Linked DNA regions of Homo sapiens: all the other regions are linked to region 2. Evidence: chromatin contacts called from ENCODE Hi-C or POLR2A ChIA-PET data. All regions are on one chromosome and are shown on one strand. The core of a region is the stretch at or near the end of the contact, and the rest is flanking DNA. Distances in the headings are between cores, read along the strand shown. Region 1 overlaps FOXN3 (forkhead box N3). Region 2 overlaps LOC105370615 (a long non-coding RNA gene). Region 3 has its middle 49 kb from the start of FOXN3-AS1. Region 4 holds the start of FOXN3-AS3 (FOXN3 antisense RNA 3). Region 5 has its middle 36 kb from the start of FOXN3-AS2.

The links. Hi-C counts contacts between places; a loop is a spot of excess contacts on that map. ChIA-PET counts read pairs that join two places held with the same protein, here RNA polymerase II (POLR2A). Pooled maps may share reads with other maps.
Region 1: a map of Caco-2 shows a loop between it and region 2 (3-fold over the local background). The contact joins two enhancer-like sites. A Hi-C loop is called at or near these places in 1 of 168 maps with a recorded cell type or tissue (Caco-2), 9 of 37 single-sample maps with no recorded cell type and 5 of 50 pooled maps. POLR2A ChIA-PET finds 5 or more read pairs at or near these places in 1 of 52 experiments (H1).
Region 3: POLR2A ChIA-PET joins it to region 2 with 12 read pairs in CD8-positive, alpha-beta memory T cell. The contact joins two enhancer-like sites. POLR2A ChIA-PET finds 5 or more read pairs at or near these places in 2 of 52 experiments (CD8-positive, alpha-beta memory T cell and Caco-2).
Region 4: a map of HepG2 shows a loop between it and region 2 (8-fold over the local background). The contact joins the promoter of FOXN3-AS3 here to the enhancer-like site in region 2. A Hi-C loop is called at or near these places in 2 of 168 maps with a recorded cell type or tissue (HepG2 and mesothelial cell of epicardium) and 2 of 50 pooled maps. POLR2A ChIA-PET finds 5 or more read pairs at or near these places in 3 of 52 experiments (HepG2, WTC11 and activated CD8-positive, alpha-beta T cell).
Region 5: a map with no recorded cell type shows a loop between it and region 2 (2.5-fold over the local background). The contact joins two enhancer-like sites. A Hi-C loop is called at or near these places in 2 of 37 single-sample maps with no recorded cell type and 1 of 50 pooled maps.

The regions. Positions count from the first base shown.
Region 1 is chr14:89,329,145-89,331,844 of GRCh38, reverse strand. All of the region lies in intron 3 of FOXN3 (forkhead box N3), which reads left to right. Among named protein-coding and RNA genes, the nearest start is that of FOXN3-AS3, 20 kb to the left of the region's middle. RefSeq lists enhancers at 492-541, 1,481-1,730. Within about 2 kb of position 1,409, at least 6 of the 41 ENCODE cell types and tissues checked have a DNase peak (open chromatin) inside an H3K27ac peak, as active enhancers do.
Region 2 is chr14:89,039,342-89,042,179 of GRCh38, reverse strand. LOC105370615 (a long non-coding RNA gene) reads right to left here. Exons shown (of 3, transcript XR_944128.3): 1 at 401-2,838. Among named protein-coding and RNA genes, the nearest start is that of TRA-AGC15-1, 62 kb to the right of the region's middle. RefSeq lists enhancers at 674-1,230, 1,282-1,401 and a silencer at 1,702-1,761. Within about 2 kb of position 1,404, at least 31 of the 41 ENCODE cell types and tissues checked have a DNase peak (open chromatin) inside an H3K27ac peak, as active enhancers do.
Region 3 is chr14:89,465,297-89,468,024 of GRCh38, reverse strand. It overlaps a transcript of FOXN3 not described here. Among named protein-coding and RNA genes, the nearest start is that of FOXN3-AS1, 49 kb to the right of the region's middle. RefSeq lists enhancers at 301-1,220, 1,221-2,140. Within about 2 kb of position 1,409, at least 5 of the 41 ENCODE cell types and tissues checked have a DNase peak (open chromatin) inside an H3K27ac peak, as active enhancers do.
Region 4 is chr14:89,348,998-89,351,697 of GRCh38, reverse strand. FOXN3-AS3 (FOXN3 antisense RNA 3) reads right to left here and starts at 1,411. Exons shown (of 2, transcript NR_188029.1): 1 at 1,205-1,411. FOXN3 (forkhead box N3) reads left to right here. Exons shown (of 6, transcript NM_005197.4): 3 at 890-1,026. RefSeq lists a silencer at 233-282.
Region 5 is chr14:89,539,070-89,541,769 of GRCh38, reverse strand. It overlaps a transcript of FOXN3 not described here. Among named protein-coding and RNA genes, the nearest start is that of FOXN3-AS2, 36 kb to the left of the region's middle. Within about 2 kb of position 1,294, at least 2 of the 41 ENCODE cell types and tissues checked have a DNase peak (open chromatin) inside an H3K27ac peak, as active enhancers do.

The DNA of each region.
Region 1 (2,700 bases), core at 160-2,659, 290 kb before region 2:
GGGTTACAACTATCTTTTTGTTTTACAAAAAATAATACAGTAGAATAAGAAATACCAGAGTGCATTGCACAGAGGAGGCTATTATTTTGTGAAACCTTTGTTTCAGTTATGTATGGTATATTTGTGTGAACTCAGTCAGAATGAAGCCTATTTGTTACTATAAATGGTGGCCAAAAATACGCTGGAGAAGACTGGTCTGATTCAGTTCCTCAATTTTACAACTGAAAACACAGAGGAGACCCATGTGGTCCTAAGATCACACGGGGAGTTAGTAACAGATTGAGTCTGAGTCTGTTCTTCATCCTCAGTCCCCTTCACCACTGCTTTTGCTAAATCCATAGACCATCCTGTTTAAAAAGCAACACTCAGGGAAACAACGCAAACGTCCATCAGCAGGTGGTGGATGAACAAAACGTGTCTTGTACAGACAATGGAATATTACTCAGCCTTGGAAAAGAATGAAATTCTGACACAGGCCACAACATAGATGAACTTTGAACATTATGCAGAGTGAAAAAAGCCAGATACAAAAGGACAAATATCATATGATTCCACTTATATGAAGTTTTCCTAGAATAGACAAATAACATAGAGACAGAAAGTGGATTAGTGGTTACCAGGGCCTGGGGGAAGGTGGGAATGGGGAGTTAGTATTTAATGTGTACAGAGTTTGGGATGATGAAGAAGTTCTGGAAATAAATAGTAGGGATGGTTGCACAACAGTGTGAATACACCAAATGCCACTGAACTGTATGTACACCTAAAAAATTGTTTAAGTGGCAAATTTCATATTTTGTGTATTTTATCACACATTCCAAAATGAATCTAGGCGCAAAAGAAGAAGAGGAAACAGAACAACGTAGCATTTCTTGTAGACAGACCTCATTTCACATTCCAGCAGCCGTTTATTCCTTCAGCCTACCCCTTGGTGGGCCCAGGTCCTGAGGATTCTGAGGCAAACAGGACAGGCTCCCTGGCCTTAGGAATCCATGGAACCGACTGTGGCCAAGTGTGGCCTTGATTCTGGAATCCCTGGCAGGTGATGACTGCTGGCATTTCCACAGGTGATGCATTTTACAGCAGCGAGTGATGCTTAGCCAATGACCTTTCATGTGCTAATAGCTCTGATTTTTCCAATTGCAGCATTTGGATAAACCCACAATTTGCTTTTGGAATGCCAAGGAAAAACATCGTTTATGGTTTTTCTTTTGGTCTCACCCCTTTCATCAGTTGGTCTTTAGCCTTAACCCATAAACAAATAGCCTTTTCTCTCTTTACTCTTCCCTCTTTCTTTGCAAGACCTCCAGGCTCCCTGCAAATGGCAATTCAAGCGACATGCTCCTACCCACAAGTTACAGTGATTCACGCTGGCTCCATTCTGTACTCTTGCTTCACATGTTTGGATATGAGAGTCAGAAGACTCGGGGTGAGCCAGAAATGAGGTCAGGGGCAGCTGGGTAGCAGAAGCGGGATGTCTGTTTCTTTCTTGTAGCTGACTTAAGATTTTTGATACTCCCAGTGCAGGGCAATTTCTGCCCGTACAAGCTGTGGCAGATAGGAGTCTACCGCTGGCTCTATTTGAGGGCATTGGAGATTTCTTACTACCTGGCAGGCACCCCTGTGCTTCTAGCCCCTCCACTGTTATTGACAAACAGGTTTGTGCTTCCAGCCACCCTGTCAGAATCTCTGCAGCCCTCAAGTCAGCAGCAGCATTAAAGGAAACCTGGAGGATGTCTCTCTAACTCCACCAGTGAAAATAGTTAACTGGGCTTACTGGGAGCTAAGAAAATAGTTTATTTTTATGTTACATTGAACTTTACCACAAATGGCGGGGGAGCAGGGATGGCTGGCACACATCATGATAATGATCTTGAAACCGTTAGCATAGTCTGTGAGTTTTAGGTCCACCCAGGGTTTTTCCGCCTTGGTACTATTGACATTTGGGGCCAGATAATTCTTTTTTTTTTTTTTTTTTTTTTTTTTTTTTTTGAGACTGAGTCTCGCTCTGTCGCCCAGGCTGGAGTGCAGTGGCACGATCTCGGCTCACTGCAAGCTCCGCCTCCCGGGTTCACAGCATTCTCCTGCCTCATCCTCCCTAGTAGCTGGGACAGGTGCCCGCCACCACACCCGGCTAATTTGTTTTGTATTTTTAGTAGAGACAGGGTTTCACCATGTTAGGCAGGATGGTCTCGAACTCCTGACCTTGTGATCCGCCCGCCTCGGCCTCCCAAAGTGCTGGGATTACAGGCTTGAGCCACCGCGTCCGGCAGGGGCCAGAGAATTGTTTATTGTGAGAGGCTGTCCTGTGCCTTGTAGGATGTCTGGAAACATCCTTGGCCTCTACCCACCAGGTACCAGTAGCACCCCCACCCACCACCAAGTTGTGGTGATGGAAAACGTCTGCAGATATTGCCAGATGTTCCCTGGGGAGCAAAACCAACCCCAGTTGAGGACCACTGGCACACCCCAAATCCCTTCTGCTATGTTCCGAGTTTTAAATGTTGAGGACTTTTTCCATGGATATTCTGGAAATAATAATGAAAAAGAGCTTGGGGTTTTGGTTTGATTCCTGCTTTATTAGTATTAAAGGGTGTGTAAGCATCACAGCCTGGGAAAAATTAACACCTACTATCTATGTCAGAATGAATCTGTTACCCATGTACTAGGCTTGGTTCCGTGAGGGGTGCTATATCTTGGGCA
Region 2 (2,838 bases), core at 155-2,654:
CAAGACCATTTGCCTCTCTACTATCCTGGAAGAAGCCTACTAAAGAACTGCAGAAAGAGACACTCCCTTCTGCCCAGCTACAGGGCTCTGTACTCCATAGCATCAACACTGCTGAGGAAAAAGCAGCTCCCAAAACTGTCCGTGTTGCAAATGTGTTTGGTGCGGTAAAAAGTCTGTGGCACTGACGCACTGTGCCATATTAAAGCCTGAAGCCAAAGGAAAAATAAAAATCAGTGATATTGAGCTTCTCTTTATTTCAAATCTGATTTTTTTTTTTACCATGGTTATTTTACATTTATTTTGACTTTTAAAAAATATTGCATTAAACTATTATTTATCCTGGCTACTAAGTTTTTTGGCATTCCCTTAAATTTTGCACCCAAGATTTCATTCTCCTCACCCTAATTCCCAACCTGGTCTGTGAGTTGGTATTTGCAGCTATTCTGTCTGATTGATGATCGTTTTGGAGGGACACTCCCGGCAAAAGTTCAAACTTTATCTGTAGAGGAAAACAAGGTGGTTAGGATTTACCGAAGTAATGAGAAGGAAAGTCACCCTCAACCTCTAAAATACCCCTTTTCCGAGTGACTCTCTTGGCTGCCAATTGCCTTCTCCAAGTGAAAAAGAATAAACTAATTTCATACCTATTCTGTCCAATAAAGCTCATTGTCCTACCTCCACCTCCAGTGGTAACAGACAGGAACAGTTCATTTTCCATTGCTAAGCAACGGCAAAAACAGCGCCCGGCATCTGTGCCCGGCCTCACCGGCTGATAGGGATCACTGTCTAAAGTTCTTGTTTGCATTTTGAAGTCAACAATAATTGCGGTTCTCTATTAGTGTTCATTAAGATGGTTTATGGCTGGACTAACTCCAATCTCCACTCAGCGGTTTGAATGCGTTGTCCTCCCAGGGAAAGAAATATTTGGCAATAAAAACCCTGCGTTTATTTCCTCCCCTCATTTCCCCTTGCTGGGCTGGGAAACGATGGTCACCATCCGCAGTTCCCTGGCCGGGGAGAACAAGGCGCCTGTTGAAGGTTGTGGAAGAGAGGGGTGGAGAGGAAGCCTCTGCCCTCCTGGAGCTGGCTTCCTTCCACTCCATGCTGAAAGTAGGCCAGTGGAGCAGAAGTCTGCTGGGGGAAGTGAGCTCTTGCTGTTCACTGGGGCGGAGAGCACTACCCTATTTTCCCAACGCCAGCCCTCAAGTGTGGAAAGAACCTTCCCAGCCTCTTTCCACGGACTCAGTGCCAGGGAGAAGCACTGCCCTGGGACGTGATCGGCTCCTGCCTCCCTGGCCCGGGACTGGGTCAAACAGTGGCCTCAGTGTGATGGCAGAAAGTTCCAGGCAGCTTGAAAGGGCCGCCCTTGGATGCAATTCCCAGGTGTTGACTCACCCGCGGCGGCTGAAAGGCTGCCAGCCCCGGCCAGCAGCAGGCCGGCACCTTTACGCAACCTCTCCTCATCCCCAGCTCTGAAAATACATCCAGAAAGCAGCCTAAAGCAAGTCATAAGGATGTCGTTCTCCCTTTTAGACCCCATTCCAAGACACCCTTCCACGCTCGGCGCTTTTCAGAGCAAGCGTGGCCTGGCCGTCATGGTCCTCTCCTCGCTGGAGAGAATTTTAGGGCCATCCTGGAAAACAAGCCCGCTGGCGCCCCCTAGTGTGCCCGGGAGCCAACGCCATTCCAATTTGTGTTTCGGGGAGGCCGGGCTAGGTGAGTGGGGTTGGAGAAACGAATCCAAGGGATCAGGGCAGGAAAGTTTAATTCCATGAGGTCTGGGGCAGGTAACAGAAAATCACACTTACAGTCCTGACTCCGTTTATGACTTAAGAAATTGCTGTTCTTAACTTCTCTCTCGTGCTTTCCTCTGACTCAAATCTCTCCTGCCTGGTTGCTGGAGAGCAATAGGATCTTGGTGTCTCTATTACTGAGGGAAACTGAAGACCAAGTAGTCGAAATACCTTAACCTTATTAAGAAGTTATAGAATGACCCTGTCTTGGGGTTGGTATGTGCAGAAGCTTAATCATCGGAAATCAAGAAACTGTAAGTCCAAGATCATTTGCTTTGCTACTGTTGCTAAAACGTCTTCACCCTTCTGTTGAGTACAGAGACACCCTACGGCAATGATTCCCAAGCAACTGGAAGGTTAAGAAGATCTTAACAGCAAATTCCTTGTATCCTGGTAATTCTGTAGTTCTTTCTCTTTCCTTCTTCATTTTCTCTGAATAGCAAGGAAGACAGAGTTCAGGTAAATGTGGGGGAAAAAATCTTTTGTCAGGATAAGCCAGGGCAGGATGGGTGCTGGAGTATGATGGGGGTATCGAGAGCCATGGAAATCTTTAAAAGAATTGGCCACCACCTGCCTAGGATAACTAGGAGGTTTGCCTACATAAAAGCTTGGGCGCTTGACCAAATGGTCACTTGAAGAATCTTCCCAAGTGGCTGGGTGCGGTGGCTCATGGCTGTAATCCTAGCACTTTGGGAGGCCAAGGCGGGCAGATCACCTGAGGTCAGAAGTTCAAGACCAGCCTGACCAATGTGGAGAAACCCCATATCTACTAAAAATACAAAAATTAGCTGGGTGTGGTGGCACACACCTGTAATCCCAGCTACTCAGGAGGCTGAGGCAGGAGAATCGCTTGAACCCAGGAGGCAGAGGTTGCAGTGAGCCGAGATCATGCCACTGTACTCCAGGTTGGGTGACAGCATGAGACTCCGTCTCAAAAAAAAAAAAAAAAAAAAAGGAATCTTCCCAAGTTGATTATCTTGATTAAACAGTCAAGAATAGGGATGGCAAATAAGTTTCACATTCCATACCAACCTTAGTCAACTGA
Region 3 (2,728 bases), core at 160-2,659, 430 kb before region 2:
TATTTTAATTATTATTTTTGGCAGGATCCACAAGAAAAAAGTAGGAAGGACTGGGGGCTCAGGGCAGGAGGAAAATGCCAGGAGTGCTAGCTCATGCCTGTAATCTCAGCACTTTGGGAGGCTGAGGTGGGAGGAAGGATTGAGGCCAGGAGTTTGAGACCCTCCTGAATAACATAGTGAGACCTAATCTCTACCCAAAAAAAAAAAAAAAAAAAAAAAACAAAGAAAGAAAAGAAAAGGAAGAAGAAGAATTAGCTGGGAGCTTGGTGGGCTTGGTGGCACTTACCTATAGTCTCAGCTATTTGGGAAGCTAAGGAGGGAGGACTGCTGGAGCTTGAGCCCAGGAGTTTGAGACTGCAGCTGGGCAACACAGTGAGACCCCATATGTTTAAAAAAAAAAAAAGCAAGAGGGAACAAAATGTTTTAGCTTTAATTTTCTTCCTTCCTGTGCTGTTTTGCCTTTTTTTTTTTAAAGGGCATGTTTATCACTTAAAAAAAATTTACATTTGGCTAATCCGTTTATGTCGGGGATTAGGTGGACCATTTAAATTTTCTTTTAATTTTTCGGCATTTAAAAAATATGTCATCAGTAATTGTATTTTAAAGTGAAACAGCTGGACATAACTCTCTCCAAGAGCCCCTTCCAGATTAGAAATTTCCCATGTTCCCAGCCCCTTTTCTACAACGTGTAATGAAGCCATGTTTCCTGCCCACAAGGATCTCAGAGTTACAGCAGGTGGTGGATGGCGACACGCACCCCGGGAACAGGCGAAGCTGTGGGATCACACCAGTCTCTGCTGGATGTGGGCTTGTCCTGCCGGGCCAGCCCTCACTTTCTTCCCTAGCAGAGAGCTGTGTCTGAGTCTGGGTGGAGAGCCACCGTGAGAAGGGGGTGTGATGTGCAGCTGCCTGTGCTTGGGAGTCCCGGGCAGGCTCCAGCAGGCTCCGTCCTGGATTGGATCTGAGTTCATGATTATTACCATCGCCCAACAGTGGTAGGTCCCAGCAACGAAAGCTAACGCTGCTTTTGTGTCAGGCGCTGTGATCACGTCTTTATGTGCAGACACTGTAGCTACTGTTTTTCCTCCCCATTCCATAGATGAAGATTCAGATGTTCTCCCTTTCTTCTGCCTTACTTTTTCAGTAATGAAAGCAGTGTGCCCCCACCTTGCCGTAGGCCTGAGGGGATCAGTGTGGTGACTGGAACAGTAATTGAAATGAGAAAACCCTCGAGAGAAATGTAAAACCCAAAGGGAGTGGTACAGGTCCTTGGCCAGCTGCCCCAAGTCCCATGTAATTCTCTGTGCCGTGCTAGAGGGGTGGCTTTAGTTAGGGAGGCCTTGTAGCCTGTGGTCCCTGGTGAGAGTCTGTTCACACCTCCCTTGCAGCACTTCCTGTGTTGTAACTGCTGCTGCGGGTGGTGTGCTTCACTAGGCTGTGGGCTCCTGGTGGGCAAGGTCTTGATTCATCTCTCAAATCCAAATGCCTAGAATGGGCCCTGAATTAGGACTCCAAGCACGTTTCCAACATGGACAGGGTTAGTGCTCTTGGGCAAAACAGTTATCTGAGCAGTCAAGAGGCCTTAGAAAGCAACTGGCACGAAAAACATATTCCCTGCATTTGCCGTCAATTGGAAGAGGATGCAAAAGAGGAGAAATAAGTGGAGCTTCATTTTAGTTTGTGGCAAAGTCATACTTGTCAGCAAAATGGCGGCCCCCGGGAGGTCTGGATGTATTGGTTACTCACATCTCAGTTTGCCTTAAGCGGATCAACTTGAATGCCTTAGACGACCAAGTTGTAATTTCGGAAGGCACAGATACTAATGGAAAAGAGATGAAAAGGAAGAAAATGAAGTGGAAGCTGCAGACTAGAGGCATTCAGTCGTTGCTGGAGGCTGGAATACCAGGAAGTTCCTGGAGGGGCAGCCCTGTGTTTGCTGGCTGACTCCTCCCTACCCACCTGCTCAGTGACGATCACACTGTGACTTATGTGGGGGGCAGCTGGTAGATACTTTGTGTGTGCATGTGCATAAGTGAATAAAGCTAATGAGATGGAGATGGGAATGACCCTGATATTCTGTTCAAATAATCAGCCTGTCTTAAAGGACACTGTTTTATGTAAACCTAAAAACTGGAAACAATGTTTGAATTAATTTTACAATACAATCCAGAGTGATGTCCTAGCTTACTGCATCTAGAAAGCTCTTGAGTTGAGATTTAAATGGAAAATTCCAAGTGTCTTCTCCCTCAGTCAATGATTAAGAACAAATCTTCATCAATTGGAGAGGATGTAACATAGCCTCTCAGTACCTGAAATGATAAATAGCTCAAGTTGGAGGTATTAGATCACACCTCACATTCTTTGCAACTCTGAACCCTGTGAGTTTCAGGGAGTCTCTTTTGAGTGCAGACAGTGGTACAAAACATAACCTTGTGGGACCCCCTTGAAAAGTTCTTCTGGATTGTATTAGTCCGTTCTCATGCTGCTAATAAAGACATACTCAAGCTAGGCGCGGTGGCTCACGCCTGTAATCCCAGCACTTTGGGAGGAGGGTGGATCACGAGGTCAAGAGATTGAGACCATCCTACCCAATGTGTTGAAAACCCGTCTCTACTAAAAATACAAAAATTAGCTGGGAGTGGTGGCGGGTGCCTGTAGTCCCAGCTACTTGGGAGGCTGAGGCAGGAGAATCGCTTGAACCTGGGAGGCGGAGGTTGCAGTGAGCCAA
Region 4 (2,700 bases), core at 162-2,661, 310 kb before region 2:
TCAAACAGTTTGGGTACATTCGGTCACTTGAAAGTGTGCGGCCAGAGGAACGATTGCCCGTCGGCCTGCTGCCAGTTCCGGGGGGCCTCAAAGGAAGGACTTACATTTTTAAAAATAGGCTGTCCATAGACCAAACGCTTCACAGGAAGTGGGCCTCACAGGAAGCCTCCCTCTCTCCACAGAACGGTTTTAGAAAATTTGCATTTTAAAGTTTGACTTCTAAAGATTCAACTCTTAATGGCTGGAGTCGATTGCTGGGAACTGAGGAATCCAAAAAATAAATAGTGGATTCTGAGTTGGGCTTTACCATTGCTGCCTGAGTTCTTTTGTTGCTTAGGGAAGGTAATTACAGAATTCTATTCCAAGAGTAAATGTCATTCTTTTGTGAGTAAGCTGGAAAGAAACAAGGGGATTACTTTTCTGTTTTTATAAAATGATCCCGATGTCATATGGTTTTAAAACATAACTAAATTTCTGGAGCAGAGATGGACTTTTGGGGGTGTCTCGGCCCTCTTTTTTTTTTCCCCAAACTTTAGAAATCTGACACAGTTAAATTCATTTTTAGAAGAGAATGCACGTGTTCTTCAATGTTGACGCTGAAAAACAATGAGATTCTCATTTTATTGGTAGTTTGGGTATGAAAATTGTAATATTGTTGTATCACCATAACCTGGTAATAATATGTTCATTTTGCCTATCAAACATAATACAAGTAAGATTGAAGTGCATTTTATGGAGTTCTACTGTCAGTATAATATTTAAGGCTGGCAAACAGTCAACAAATGAGAAGCTTTTAAAAATAAAGAAGTGATAATAGCTATACATCTACTTATTGCAAAGTACTTAATAATTCTCTATTAATGCCTTTGTATTTTAATTTTCTTTGCAGAGTATTGGGAAAGGGTCGTTGTGGTGCATAGACCCAGAGTATAGACAAAATCTAATTCAGGCTTTGAAAAAGACACCTTATCACCCACACCCACACGTGTTCAATACACCTCCCACCTGTCCTCAGGCATATCAAAGGTAAGCAATTCAGACTTCTTTTTTTTGGTCTACTGAAATGGCATTATTTTGGCAGAGACCTGCGCGGAAATTAATTTAATAGGCCGTACGAGATTTTAAAAATAACTGCAGGTAAATGAGAAAGAAATTAAGTATTATTAGGAGGCATATCCACTGTTGTATTTCCTACAAACCTTACCGCTGCTGCAGCGTCAGAGGAATGTGCTTCCAGAAGGCTTCATGGTGGGTGAAATCATGTCTTCCTGGGTAGAAACATTTACAAAGAAAAGTCGACAGCTTTCACATCTCGGTGTGTGTCATGTTTTGTTGGGATAAAAGTACAGGAACGAGTCAAGCAGGCAACTCCATCATCCCCTCATCTGGCCGGTCTCTGCAGACATTCAGTGGAGGCTCACTCAGTTGTCCCCACTGTTGTCTTTCGCAGTCTCCATGTAGACGGTGCTCCCAGGTGACCATTTTGTTGTGGTTACTTGGTCTTTGCTTCTTCAAGGAGAACAGTAGAAACAATAGAGACATTTTATCCTCCTCACATGCCCATTTGTTTGAGACAGTAAGGTCATGGGTACCATTTTTACAAATATATCATTGGAAGGGAGGGTAAGTAGCCTGTCACTTTTTTAAAAAGTGTCTTAATGTTAGATTCCAAAAGAGAGCCAAATAATCAGAACCAAATTTTTAAGATCAATTTTTATGAATACATAGTACTTGAATTTGAAGTGCATTCCTCAGTTCTACAAAAAAATATTTAAAAATGTATAGAAATGTTTCTATCGTAACCACCTAGTTAAGAGGAATTATCCTTGGACTGCAAGTTGAGGTTAATTAGGGATGGCATGATGTCATAGACTTCAGGAATTTTACAGTCCACTTCTTTGCAGATTCTTTTCCTAGTCTGCTGTTTGTTCTGCAGGAGGGAGCACAAAGTGATCTTCTGAAATAGCATTAATGAAGTTCTTCTGCATCTCAGTTGAGAAGCATTCCATCACAGGCCCTAGACAATCAGTCTTCAGCAAGAGACAGGGAGGAACAGCTGGGCTCTCTGAGAAGACTGCTGTATGTCTGCCTTTGCTAGGCGATTAGCGTGATGGTACCCATAGCAACTGGAGCGTCTCCATAGTAACGCGTAGCCGAGACAGGTGCAGTTGCATCACAAGGCTGTTTGTTGCCTGGCAAAAGGACAGGCCATTAGTACTTAGATATACACTGTTGCCTTAGAAACAAATAACCTTACATAGCAACTACAGTTGATTTGAAAGGTTTGGTGTGTGGGGGGGAAGGTTGTAGCAGCTTTTGTCTGTGTTCATAAAAATCAGTGGAAGCATACTTTATTCGAAATGACAACTTGAGGTCATATAGCTGTAGGAGAGAAAGTGGGATTTTCCAAAGCAGCCCAGCCAACATAGTAGACATGTCCAGAAGGACAGAGCCATATGCTTGGTTTTCTCCTTGTGGCCATAGCCACTCCCCAAATGGAAGAGAACCAGGATTGGAGTGGAGAATTGCCGATGTACAAGGTTGGTGAAGGAGGACGTGACACTAATTATTGAAATATTTCCCAGATTCTCATGTTTCTTTGTCATTCTACCCCCACCCCCCGACTCTCCAAGCTGCATGGAATACCCTTCTCTGGGTTTTCCACTCTGCACCTCAGAAGTATTTCATCTCCCTTTGCTT
Region 5 (2,700 bases), core at 45-2,544, 500 kb before region 2:
GCACTGTTACGGGAAAGGGGTCCTGATCCAGAGGCCAAGAGGGTTCTTGAATCTCATGCAAGAAAGAATTCAGAGCAAGTCCATAGAGTAAAGCAAAAGCAAGTTTATAAAGAAAGTAAAGGAATAAAAGAATGGCTATTCCATAGACAGAGCAGCTGCGAGGGCTGCTGGCTGCCCATTTTTATAGTTATTTCTTGATGATATGCTAAACAAGGGGGGGATTATTCATGCCTCCCCTTTTTAGACCATATAGGGTAACTTCCTGACATTGCTGTGGCATTTATAAACTGTTGTGGTGCTGGTGGGAGTGTAGCAGTGAGGAGGACCAGAGGTCCCTGTGGTGGCCATCTTGGTTTTGGTGGGTTTTGGCCAGCTTCTTTACCACAAAGTGTTTTATCAGCAAGGTCTTTGTGACCTGTATCTTGTGCTGACCTCCTGTCTCATCCTGTGACTTAGAATGCCTTCACCGTCTGGGAATGCAGCCCGAGTAGATCTCAGCCTTATTTTACTCAGCTCCTATTCAAGATGGAGTTGATGTGGTTCAAACACCTCTTACAGCACCACCCACATGATGTGTTTGAATTGAACCAGGAAGGAAAAGTGCTTGTTTCTGTAGCTCTGGTTCCATTCATATATCCAACAAATATTTGCGAGAGATCTGTCTGGTGAGGTCCTGAGCTTCCAATGACACAATGTACAAATTGAAATCAAAATCGGTAAGAATCTTAGAATTCTTCCAATTCTAACATACTGTGACTCAGCCAGAGATACTCTGACTCAGCCACTTAGTTTATTCATTCATTCATTCATTCAGTTCCTTCATGTTGCAAACACTTATTAGACATTTCCTACTTACTACTGCAAATCTCTGCACAACAAAAGTATTTTTAAGACCCGATCTGAGTCACTTATATCAAGGAACATTCCATATAGATTTTTCTTAGCAGCAGCAGTCTTTGGATGTTTTATCCTAACAAAATTTGATTTTTAAAGGCATATAACTCGTTCATTTTCCTTTTTTTTTTTTTTTTTGAGACATAGTCTCACTGTGTTACCCAGGCTGGAGTGCAGTGTTGCAATCTCGGCTCACTACAGCCTCCGCCTCCCAGTTCAAGCGAGTCTCCTGCCTCAGCCTCCCAAGTAGCTGGGACCACAGGTGCGTGCGACCACGCTCGGCTAAATTTTTTTTTTGTATTTTTAGTAGAGACGACGTTTCACTATGTTGGCCAGGGTGGTCTTGAACTCCTGACCTCGCGATCCGCCCGCCTTGGCTTCCCAGAGTGCTGGGATTACAGGCGTGAGTCACCGTGCCCAGCCTCATTTTCTTTGTAACTGGTTGCTTTAGGTCTCCAGCCAACTTTATATGCGAGATTTTAAAAAAATGCTATCAAACTCTAGTGTAAGGATTTGCTTCAGTTTTAGGTCTATGTTAAGCATGCCTTTTAGAGGACAGTGGTAAACATTGGTTTACTTGGCTAGGTAAAGCATCTGTTTTCAAGGTCTTGATCTAACCACATACCCCACAGTCACTTGTTCCTGGCCTTTGTTGTTATCTCTATTTGCTCAGAAATGTCCACAATCCTAAAGTCTGCTGTAAATTTCACATGGTTATTGCATTACCTTCTACTACCATGCTGCAAACACCAATTTGAAGGAGTGGCGTGAGAAAACAACTAAAAGTATTTATCCTGCTGTTCTTTGCATTTTCTTTGTTCTGTTGCATCGTGATATCTGGCTATCGGATTTCATAGAAAAGTAGAAACAGCCGAGGGCACTGTTTTTGTAATTTCATATTAAACTCATTTCCTTGAAAATCTGGCTTGAGATGAGTGTTCTTCAGACTTCTCTTCCATTTTGGTATGTTTCCTTTTTCTTTTCTCATGCAGCCTATGTCTAGTTTTTCAAGCACATTGAAGTTGAATATATTTTTGTTTTAGTATCAGAAGGCACAGCTGCCGTGGACTAACCCTAACGAGCCTCCCTCTGTCACCCATCAGTGTCTCACGCAGCAGTTCCTGACCATCAAAGTGTGCTCTGTGCTAAGTACTCTGCTGGATGATTTGGCTTGAATTTCTCAATAAATACACCTACTTACCCTAAGAGGCAGTTAATATTATTCCCATTTGACTGATATGGAAACTGAGGCTGAGAAAGTGGAAGCAATTTTTAAGTCAAGTCACACAATGTAAGTGGTGAGCAGGACCCAAGGTTGTGTTTATATGATTTTGAAATTTTGTTATCGACCCTACTTATGAGCCCTGCTTTATTTCTCCATTATAGACATCCCATTTTGTTTTTCTTTTAAACTGAGACAATGGCAAAATAAAAACAGGGGAGTGTTTTATGTATCATTTTCACTGGACCGGTATTTTCTGTGTTTTTCAGAACACTAGCCAGCAAGCTCCTAAAAAACAAACATTAAATTAATTTGGTCAAAACTGCACATTATATCCTTTTCTAGGAGATACTGTTTTATTTTATTTCCTTTTCTCAAATTTCCATTTGACTACATAACCTTTTTATCTTCAAATGCCTTTAAAAGCACAAATTGGGAAAGGTTTCAGTTAAAAGACAAGTGAAGAATTTGGTATTATACAACTAAATTTTTAAAAATAAAAAAAAGAAAAGTGGCCAGGCACGTGGCTCACGCCTGTAATCCCAGCACTTTGGGAGGCCGAGGCAGGTGGATCATGAGGTCAG